Linked DNA regions of Homo sapiens: all the other regions are linked to region 3. A link is a contact called in ENCODE Hi-C or POLR2A ChIA-PET data. All regions are on one chromosome and are shown on one strand. Each heading gives the region's core, a stretch centred on a gene start or an enhancer-like site at or near the end of the contact. The rest is flanking DNA. Distances are from core to core; before and after follow the strand shown.

Region 1 (3,346 bases), core at 510-3,009, 2.4 Mb after region 3:
ATGTGATTAAAGAGCAAGTCCTTTTTAGGCTGTCAGGAGTGCCTAATGTTCTCTTAGACTGTAACACTGAAATCAGGTCAGAGGACTTTACGTAAAAGTTACTTATCCAATCAAATACAAATTTTATATAGACCTGACAAATACAGATTTGATGGAAGGAGGAACTCCATAAACCAACACAATCTATAAATGCAAGTAAGTCATCGGGCAGCTGGTGACTTACTCCAGGGATTTCAAAAATAGGACAAATAGGAAGAAAATATTAGCTCTTCTATATATAGTTCCTTTTTATCTCATTCAAAAATTCCTTTTCTGTGTTATATTTTATAACAGTCCAGAAGTATACAATTTCTATAAGTACAGTATATATAAACAAAGTGGAGATGATTGCTCAATTTTTTTTAACTCATCACAATAAAGATCAAGAGACCGCTGATATAGTCTATGCATTTCAGTATCATCAAGTTAACAATAACTCCAGAATAACACAAAAACCCACTAACAGAGTTTAGAATCCAAGAGTAAGAAAAACATCAGTTTCACAGAAAGACTAATTGGGGTCAACTAATAAGTGACTAAAGAAGGGTCCTCTCCCTACCCTTACTACCCTTAAGCTTTCTTAACAGCAACAAAAACAAAAAAAAACTTTTCGAGCTTTAAAGGATCACTTTTCAGTTTCAGCTATATCAGCCTGGTTTGTCCAAAACATCTAATGGGAAAACTACTTGTGAAACCACAAACAGACAATTACTCAAGATATCTTAATTTACCCTAAAAGAAAATACTTTTTAAAATGTTCTTCTTTTTAATATATTTTTTTAACTTTTTTATATATCTAAGTGTGAAAAAACTACCAAGAGTCTCATAAGACAATTTAAAATAGCTTCTGTGATTCAGTGTCAGCCAATGGTAACACCAGGAGATGCAGGGCCCACCCGAGATATGAAATGGAACAGAGATAATCTTAACCTTGGAATTGTTTTTCCCAAATATTGCAGGTGTGAGTTCTCTCTGGTGGTTGGAGATGGTGTGTGAGGAAGGCTGGCGGGCCGAGAGCCGCGTGACAGAACTCGAAAACTTTTAAATCTGAGGTGTCTGTACTTCTACTATTCTCAAGACCTCCTCAACCCCAGGCTTCTAAGGCGAGACCGATCTTCTGAGAGGCCTCTCCCTGTTTCAAAATTCGGCTTGGGGCGTAATCCCACCTAGAAAAGGGGAGTGGAAGTATTTTCTGAGTGTCTGGTACCTATTTAGACAGAAATACACAAAAATGCCACCATTTGCTAACAGGGAAATCTCAGCTTCGGACGACAGACTGGAAACATCATCCCAGGGAAGAAAAACGGATCCTGGCTCCGACATGGGGCAAAAAGGAGGGACCAACTGACGTAATGCAGCCCTGAAAAGCAACGAAGAGTATAACAGGTAGAAGGCACTTACACAACCCAGTGGGGAAGGGTGACGGACGATACAATGATGAAGGAAGCAGAAATAACAAATAAATATAGCAGTAAAGCCGTGAGGAGAAATGGGAAATTAGGGAAGGCGTAGTGTGGAAGGGTGGCACAAAAGAGCTACGGCGGGAGCCGAGAAACGAAGTGGAAAAGGCTGCACGGAGAAGACGTAGGAGAAGGCGCAAGCTACCCTGTAGAATTCAGTTCCTAGAAAAGTCCAACTCAGCCCTTCCCCGATTCACGGTACCTTTAGCTTATGGAGCTCCACCGTCTCGGTCGCCATCTTGTTACCCCTCACTCCACTAGGCCCCCACCCGCGGCCTCCGCCTCCAGGAGCTCCCGCCTTAGGCGTAGAGATGCAAGGCTGACCAATCGTTGTCACTCTTGCTCCCACGCCATACCATCAGCTCTTCCCATTGGTCAATAGCTGACGTCGCTCTCACTTCTCTAGGCAGCTTGCCCCACCTCTTTCAAAAGGTGGAACTGGGAGAGGGGCGGGCACTGTATCTTGCGAACGACAGAAATGGCAACCAACTGTGCTTCTGCATTACAGACCACCAACCAATGGGTGGTGGCAGCGCTGATTCTGTTCCTCCAATAGGAAAGGGGCAGAAGGAGAGGCGTTACTTCCTGGAGACTTCAGGTGTGGTAGCCGGCGCCGCGCCCATAGCCGGACGGGGATCTGAGCTGGCAGGTAGGAGCTGCAAAGACTGTAAGGGTTGCTGAGGAAAAATGGTGGGAGGCGAAAGGGGCGCCGAGGGAGTGGTGACCTAAATACTGAGAGGGGAGCGCTGAAGGGAGCCCTGAAAAAACCGATGAACATGAGGAGGAAGCTGGGAGGGGCATGGGGCGGGCTTAAGGAACTGGCGGTGGGGCTGGGGCGGGCAAGAGCCGCTTCCTAACCAGACATCATCAGCTTTAGAGCTACCACAATTTTAAAGATCCGAGTTCAGATAATCACTGCTGCCCCTGGAGTCAGAGCCAAGGCTCCACCTTTCGAGGTATTGAGCTCAGGTCCCTTCCTAACCCAGTCCAGAAGCCGTGGGCAAGTTGTTGTCGTGCCCCACGCTTGAGAGAAGTAATGGGGATGCAGACTGTTTACATGCCACGGAGGTGAGAGAGAGGGTGGACAAGCCCCAGAGAACAAAGTGGGGACCAGAGTGAGCTTTACTCTGTCATCCCTTCTTAGTGGTTCTTTGATGATTCCATGACTTTCGCCTGGAATTCTGGGTGTACGTGACCTCTTCATGGTTATTAACTTCTTCAGCAAAGTCAGATACTCCTATTTCCCTTGCTCCCTGAAGTGAGTGCCCCAAGCCTACACATACACCTTCATGTTACAGTTGACGTGTAAAGATCAGAGCAATAATGACTATGTCTCTGAAATGTAGTGAGGACTCTTCTTGTCTTTTAAAGTTTTCCCCAAGTCTTCAGTTTTTATTTTCTGCGTGATGGGTAAGTTCTTCATTCCCAATAGAGTTCAGGGGATTGGGGCTATCTGAGAGACAACTGGGAGATAGCTCAAGAGGGGTTGAGAAAAAACTGAGCTGGACTCCTGCCTGATCCCCCATTACGGCTAGGATGAATGTGGGGGTGGCACACAGCGAAGTAAACCCCAACACCCGAGTGATGAATAGCCGAGGCATCTGGCTGGCCTACATCATCTTGGTAGGATTGCTGCATATGGTTCTACTCAGCATCCCCTTCTTCAGCATTCCTGTTGTCTGGACCCTGACCAACGTCATCCATAACCTGGTGAGCACTAAACCACGCCCTTGTACCCACCCCAGGGTTTCCCAACCAAAAGCAAAATAAAATCACCAATTGTTTGGGGATTTATGTGTTCCTTTTGGGATCTTAACATAATTCTTTGACTGAAAAACTACTTTCTG
Region 2 (3,173 bases), core at 370-2,869, 2.8 Mb after region 3:
ATATCAGCGACCTCATACCTTGGGAAGATTAAAGGAAAGTTATTTAACAAAAACTTATACAGCACTTATGCTGTGCCAGGCCTATTCTATTTTACACTTTTTTTTTTTTTTGAGTTGGAGTCTCACTCTGTCACCCAGGCTGGAGTGCAGTGGTGCGATCTCGGCTCACTGCAACCTGCCGGGTTCAAGTGATTCTCCGACCTCAGCCTCCCAAGTAACTGAGATTACAGGCGCCCGCCACCAGGCCCAGCTATTTTTTTTTTTTTTTTTTTTTTTTTTTTTTTTTGTATTTTTAGTAGTGACAGGGTTTCACCATGTTGGCCAGGCTGGTCTCGAACTCCTGACCTCAGGTGACCCACCTGCCTCGCCTCCCAAAGTGCTGGGAGGTGTGAGCCACCAAGCCCGGCCCTATTTTACCAATAATAACACTTCGAATCCTCCGAAGAGCCCTATGAGGTAGGTACCATTATCATTATTTTACAGATGAGGAACTGAGGCCCAGGAGAGATAACTAAACCTGCTGAGGGTCACTAACTAGGACCTGGTAGAACCAGGATTTAAATCTGAGTAGGCTGTCTGAACCCCATCCACTTGAGCACCCTCTGAGATAATTTAGCCCCTTCACCGGTACGAGATCTATGGCGGCCTCCAGAAATGGTTGCTAACTTACTATTATCGTTATTTCTGTCGTACAATTCATTTCTACCTTTCCAATAAACTTTCCCCAACCAGTGAACCTCACTTACTGCCCATAAAGTTCACCTGTGCCTCACCACCCTGCCATCGCCCGAGTTTTCTGCTCTGATCTAATCCTCACACGCCTGTGCAGCACCAGCTTCCAACACCAGGTGCACCGCCAGGGTATTTACTGATCCAGTGAGTGAAGGTGGGCCCGGCCGGGCTGGTTCCCATCCTCTGATCAACGCCTAGGGGAACCAGTGAACTCCAATGCTGACCATAAGAGTTTCAGAAAGTAGGGCTGGAAAGCCCAGCCCTCCGCTCAGAGACCTGTGAAGATCGAGGAGGATGGCGCATATGCTGCCGCAGGATGGAAACCTCGATCAGAGAAGGCTGGGGCAGGTGACTGGGCTTAATTGCAAATTTTAACATTTACTTCAGCAACCAGCTCATTAAAAACAAACTACTCTGAGGCCTCTTTTTTTTCTACCAAACCGCGAGAGGAAGCAAAAGAGAGTGCAGCGGTTCTCCCCGGGGCCGTTAAGTGCTTCCAGCTATCTGACCTCCACGCTGCCTGCTGCAGCCTCAATCTTTCCCCAGGTTCTGAGTTCTTTCAGCAGTAGGTCCAGGAAAACAGCCGCCCCGCCCCCTCCACCTCCCGAGACTAGGAGCCCGCCAGGGTTAAGTAGGAGGGATACCCTAGGGGCCCCGCAGGGTTTTTAGGGTTGGGGTGGATTGGAAATTGTTCATTGCCTTTCAGTTCCGGGACATAAAGCGCGCTGGAAGGACACTGAGTCACCAACCACCGCCATGGGCCGGAAGCCACCGCCCTCGCGTCAACTGCAATCTAGAGCGCGGCGCATCCCGTGAGCCCGCGGGGAACTACGACTCCCGGCATGCTCCGCGGCCACCGGAATTAACCCTTCAGGGCTGGGGGCCGCGCTATGCCCCGCCCCCTCCCCAGCCCCAGACACGGACCCCGCAGGGTGAGTTTTTGGGGGCTGAGGAGGGCCATTTTCTTTAAGATTTAGTGGGGGTGCGTGAGTGTGTGTGTGTGTGTGTGTGTCGTGTGTGTGTGATGTATTTTGTAAAAATGGGACAATTTGCAGTCATGAGATTCAGACGCTGTTTTGCGAATGGGAGACCCAGCATCAACCCCGGGGCCTAAGTGGAATCACTGCTATCTTCCTCAGAATGCTACCTAAATCCTTTCCTAATTTACCCCAGAACAAAAGTAGCCTGCAATCCCTCCCCACTCCCAAACGCCCCCCAACTTGGACTCTCTCCCAGCGCCCCTGGCAAGGTTTGTGACCTGGCCCCTGAGTCAGGATTTTTATTATACCCCTGGTTGTGGGGTGAATACTCATGGAGCCATAGGAGCGCCCACATCCTCTTGGATTAGGGAATTTAAGCCGTCTCCCAGAGCCTGCCCTTCTCCTCAGGTGCCACCAAAGGGTCCCCACAGGTTCAGCAAGCACCCTACCTTTTGTTTGTCTTGAATGACCGTGGGCTTGTGGAAGGTTTCTTCCATGGAAGAATGGGTAGCAGATGTTAAACCTGATCTTTGCCCCCACTCCTGCCCCTAAAACAACACTGGGCACAGGAGACAATGAGGGATGTCATACTCCTGTTTTTATGACTATTCTTCCTTTATACTGTGAATAGTTCCAGTTCTTGGCTGGGTGGGGGCTCAGGAACTACAAGTATTAGGGATCATTAGACTCTAAGGTTAACTACCCCTGCTCTTTACAAAGCCATGGTCAGAAGGGAGTGGAGGGGCTGGGCAGATGGGCTTCTTGTTTTTGTCATTGCTCCCAGACCACACTTTAACTTGTTCCAGTTCACACAAGCCTCCCTGGCTGCTACCCCTCACCCCACCCTTCAAGAAGACTAAAGCTGCTGGATCACCTGCTTTGCCTCACCACCCCCATCTCAGTGCCACTGGCAAGCATCCTATCCTCACCCTGGAGGTTAACTACCTCATTCTGGGCAGTCTCTGGCTTCCTCCCCTACCCCTAAAGGAAACATTGTTCTTTTCTGGTCAGCCTTTGGGGATAAGGGGACAGAGGGAAGAAGACCTTGGGGCAGGAGTCCTGAACCATAGGAGGCCAGGGGAGTGAGGGCAGGCGGTTATATCTCTCCTCTACCTCATCTTTGCCACAGCCAACTGGCTCCCTGCCCCTGCCCCCGCCCCTTGACATCCCAGACTCCCTGGCTATTTAAACAGAGATGGGTGCCCCCATCCGCACACTGTCCTTTGGCCACCGGACATCATGCCTCCCAAGAAGGATGTTCCCGTGAAGAAACCAGCAGGGCCCTCCATCTCCAAACCTGCTGCTAAGCCAGCAGCAGCAGGGGCTCCTCCAGCCAAGACCAAAGCTGAGCCAGCTGTCCCCCAGGCCCCTCAGAAAACCCAGGAGCCTCCAGTCGATCTCTCCAAAGTGGTGGTGAGTCTCTGGAAAGTGAAGATAGAATTGGAGGGGGTGGTTTGAGGG
Region 3 (3,502 bases), core at 283-2,782:
GGATGACATGGAATACTAACTGCCTCCCTGACTTAGGCACCTAACACGGTAGGCAGTCAGCAATCACTTCACCTTTTTACCTGTTTAAAGCAGCAGAGGCCTCAGTTCTTACCTTCAAAGGGCTTAAAATAGTTTAGGAGAATTCACATTTTAAAACATAAGAACATATAAGCAGGTGACAACATATAAGATACAAATACTGAAGGACATGACCTCATCGTGTCATTGACAAGCTATTAAGGCCGGCTCCACCAAAACACGGATAAAGAGGAGGCCAGAAATCCAGGTGCCTGCAGTAAAGTTTCTTAACCTTCGTGATTGCAAAAAGCTGGAGCTCAGCTATCTTGCTTTATGCATAGGCGGTATTTACTATTAAGGGGGAAAAAATGGAAGTGACTTATCCGCACTTTAGCCTCAAGGCTTGAAAAGTTAACCAGTCGTTTAAGTGGTTAGCGCCTTTGTCTGGGGGAACTTAATAAAATCGCGTTTTCTGGAGTCTCACGGAGACTCTGCATATTGGTCAGCTCAGTATTAACTTATTCGGTGAGTGCTGTCACCAGATCTCGTCCCGCCTGCATTCCCAGGGCTTGCAGCGACATTGAGGCATCTGCCCGCCTGTCCGACCACCCGGGAGGGGGGTAAGATTTGAGAGGTACTTTATAGGGGCAGTTAAATGAAGACGCAAACAAGTCCTAGTGTTGATGCGGAACTGCGCGCCGAATGCCTTGGCTCTGACACCTGTTGAGCTGCAGGACTCCGCTAAAGCGTCCCACCTAATGACTGTAACAACGTCCCCTGAGGAGGGCCAATATGGCGACGGTCTCCTCTTGGCATAGCCCTCTTCCCTCCCTCATGATGGGCAGCTCCAGTAACGCCCATTGGCTAACTAGGAGGCGGTGCCAGGCCTACTTCGTCCCCTCATTGGATTGAATAACTGAGGGAGCCGCCAATTCTCCTCTGCCACTCCAAGTTTCCGCCCTCAGTTAATTCGGCGTTTAATTGGCTTTTAGTTCACGTCAATATGCGTCCTTTCCTGTCTCTTTTCAGTCTAACTCCAATCATAACGTTCCTGGCTGCCCGCCTGATTTCTGATTGGTTTTAATCAGCTTCATCCTCTCCTATTCCTGCCTACTTCTTACCTCTCCGCCCACTAGGATTTTGCCCAAGCATATCCCGGATTCTGGTTGGCCGTTGTTCTGTCATTCCTATCAAAGCTTTGCCTATCCCTACGTCTCAGGGAGCCCGCCTGCCGGTTGACTGGTTTCCTTCCAAGCCAATCATCTCCAGCTCCCGCCCATCTTCACTTCCTGCATCCTTCATTGGCTTTTAACACTGAGAGGGCGGTCTTTTTAGGCGGACACCAGGCACGCAACTTAGTCTCACACGCCTTGGAGAGCAAGCGAGTCTTGCCATTGGATAATTCCACCGTCTTTCTTCTGCAAGTCCCTCCTTTCCCCCTCCCTCATTGGGCGGGGCAGCAGAGAAGGGGCGGGGCCTAGGTTGGGCTTGTGGCGCGCTGCTCCCTCCTCCTTACCCCCCCCTCCCTGTCCGGTCCGGGTTCGCTTGCCTCGTCAGCGTCCGCGTTTTTCCCGGCCCCCCCCAACCCCCCCGGACAGGACCCCCTTGAGCTTGTCCCTCAGCTGCCACCATGAGCGGTAAGGATGAGTCCACTCCAAGCTTAGGGGTGGGAGGCGAGTGAGGGGGCGCGCGCGAGGGCCGACCGGGCGATCCCCGCCGTGAAGCGGGGGCGGGCGGGAGGCGGCGGCGGCGGCGGCCTAGGTCCCGCCCGGGGCGGAGGGAAGGGAGGGAGACGGGGCAGTGGCGGGGCCTCCGAGGAGGAGGGGGATGGGCCGCCCGCCCCGGGGGAGGGGGCAGCGTGGCCTCGCCCGCCCCCTGCCCGCCCCGGCCACGGGGGACGGGCCTTACCCCCCACTACTCGGCCGCCCGCCTGAGGCTCCTCCCGCCGGGGGCTGGAGCCGCGGGGGCGGCCCGAGCAGCGAAGGCCCCGCCCGGGCCAACCGCCTGCCTGGTCCGCCCTCTGGTCGCCGCCTGCTCCAAGGCCCTCCTCCCCCCACTTTCCGTAGATTTCCCTTCCCCCCCGCCCCCCACCGTCCCGCCCTTTCCACGCCCCTCACCCCGAAACCGCCCTTTCCCTCAGGGCCCGCCCTCCGCCCCGAAACCTTCTGACTACTAACCTGTAGATCCCTTTAGTTCCTTAGCAGTATTCACAAATGTTTTTCTACTCACACTTTTTACTTCTTTTTCCCCTCTCGTTACTTTTCACACTTGGATTTTTGTTTGTCTTTTTTTTTTTTTTTTTTTTTGAGACGGAGTTTTCGCTCTTGTTACCCAGACTGGAATGCAATGGTGCGATCTCGGCTCACTGCAACCTCTGCCTCCCGGATTCAGGCGATTCTCCTGCCTCAGCCTCCGGGAGTAGCTGGAATTACAGGCATGCGCCACCACACCCGGCTAATTTTGTATTTTTAGTAGAGACAGGGTTTCTCCATGTTGGTCAGGCTGGTCTCAAAACTCCCGACCCCAGGTGATCTGCCTGCCTCCGCCTCCCAAAGTAATGGGATTACAGGCGTGACCACCGCGCCTGGCCTCTCCATCTCTTTTAAACTTAATTTTAGCAAGCTTTCCATGCACCCACATGTTGTTTTATGCCTTACCTGTCCTTTTCCTTTTTTTCCCTTAGGATACTTTTTCTTATTTAGAAACTCTCACCATGCCTACCGTCCTTCACATTTCCTATCCCCAAAGCACTTTTTGAATGTTTTCTTAGTTTAATTTTGTACAAGGGAGAATTAAGGCCCACTTTTGGCACATTGAACCTAGTTCATGTCCTGCATGCCCTGCAGCTCCCCTCTGCCCTCCAATCCATTTTCTTTATACTGGTGGCTTTCGCCTTCCTGTTAGTCATTGCTATTTCATCATAGCCTCCTTTTATCCTTCCTACTTCATTTCTTTTCTTCCCTCAAGTTTACGTTGTTTGTTTTTTAATTATTTTAGACCAAGATCACTCCATGGATGAAATGACAGCTGTGGTGAAAATTGAAAAAGGAGTTGGTGGCAATAATGGGGGCAATGGTAATGGTGGTGGTGCCTTTTCACAGGCTCGAAGTAGCAGCACAGGCAGTAGCAGCAGCACTGGAGGAGGAGGGCAGGTAAGTGATAATCATAGAGTGGGGAAGGTGTTGAGAAGATGTAAATATTCTTAGATAATTGCCTTACTCTTCACAGAAAGCGTTTTAGGGAGAGACTAAACCATTTTATAGATAAGGAAGTAAGAGAATGGAGATCCCCAAAGACAAAGGAGTTTCAGCAATACAGATAGGTCAGCTTTTTGTTTCTGTTTTTTGCTCCTTGTCTGCACTACGTTGCTGTTTATTTGTTGTATACTGCCCCCTAGGCTGGCAGCTGGGTGTCACTAACTCCTTTCCTCTCCCTTATTTTCGGCCAGGAGTCCCAGCCATCCCCTTTGGCTCTGCTGGCAGCA

What was found. A loop is a pair of places that touch in the nucleus more often than their neighbours do. ChIA-PET counts read pairs that join two places held with the same protein, here RNA polymerase II (POLR2A). Pooled maps may share reads with other maps.
Region 1: a map of CD8-positive, alpha-beta T cell shows a loop between it and region 3 (14-fold over the local background). The contact joins the promoter of SARNP here to the promoter of SP1 in region 3. A Hi-C loop is called at or near these places in 1 of 168 maps with a recorded cell type or tissue (CD8-positive, alpha-beta T cell), 2 of 37 single-sample maps with no recorded cell type and 6 of 50 pooled maps. POLR2A ChIA-PET finds 5 or more read pairs at or near these places in 2 of 52 experiments (CD4-positive, alpha-beta T cell and WTC11).
Region 2: a pooled map shows a loop between it and region 3 (5-fold over the local background). The contact joins the promoter of MYL6B here to the promoter of SP1 in region 3. A Hi-C loop is called at or near these places in 1 of 37 single-sample maps with no recorded cell type and 2 of 50 pooled maps. POLR2A ChIA-PET finds 5 or more read pairs at or near these places in 1 of 52 experiments (WTC11).

The regions. Positions count from the first base shown.
Region 1 is chr12:55,815,965-55,819,310 of GRCh38, forward strand. It overlaps SARNP (SAP domain containing ribonucleoprotein), which reads right to left and starts at 1,760. Exons shown (of 11, transcript NM_033082.4): 1 at 1,702-1,760. The coding sequence starts at 1,737. It overlaps ORMDL2 (ORMDL sphingolipid biosynthesis regulator 2), which reads left to right and starts at 2,077. Exons shown (of 4, transcript NM_014182.5): 1 at 2,077-2,148; 2 at 3,035-3,209. The coding sequence starts at 3,036.
Region 2 is chr12:56,150,968-56,154,140 of GRCh38, forward strand. MYL6B (myosin light chain 6B) reads left to right here and starts at 1,620. Exons shown (of 8, transcript NM_002475.5): 1 at 1,620-1,664; 2 at 2,906-3,125. The coding sequence starts at 2,952. LOC124902942 reads left to right here and starts at 860. Exons shown (of 3, transcript XM_047429954.1): 1 at 860-1,080; 2 at 1,439-1,664; 3 at 2,842-2,930. The coding sequence starts at 1,027. The coding sequence ends at 2,876. It overlaps MYL6B-AS1 (MYL6B antisense RNA 1), which reads right to left. Exons shown (of 3, transcript NR_186043.1): 3 at 1-18. It overlaps LOC124902943 (a long non-coding RNA gene), which reads right to left and starts at 2,906. Exons shown (of 2, transcript XR_007063328.1): 1 at 2,162-2,906. RefSeq lists an enhancer at 694-773.
Region 3 is chr12:53,378,644-53,382,145 of GRCh38, forward strand. SP1 (Sp1 transcription factor) reads left to right here and starts at 1,533. Exons shown (of 6, transcript NM_138473.3): 1 at 1,533-1,655; 2 at 3,016-3,170; 3 at 3,467-3,502. The coding sequence starts at 1,649. RefSeq lists enhancers at 626-1,126, 1,030-1,329, 1,162-1,456, 2,307-3,065, 3,478-3,502 and a silencer at 1,570-2,199.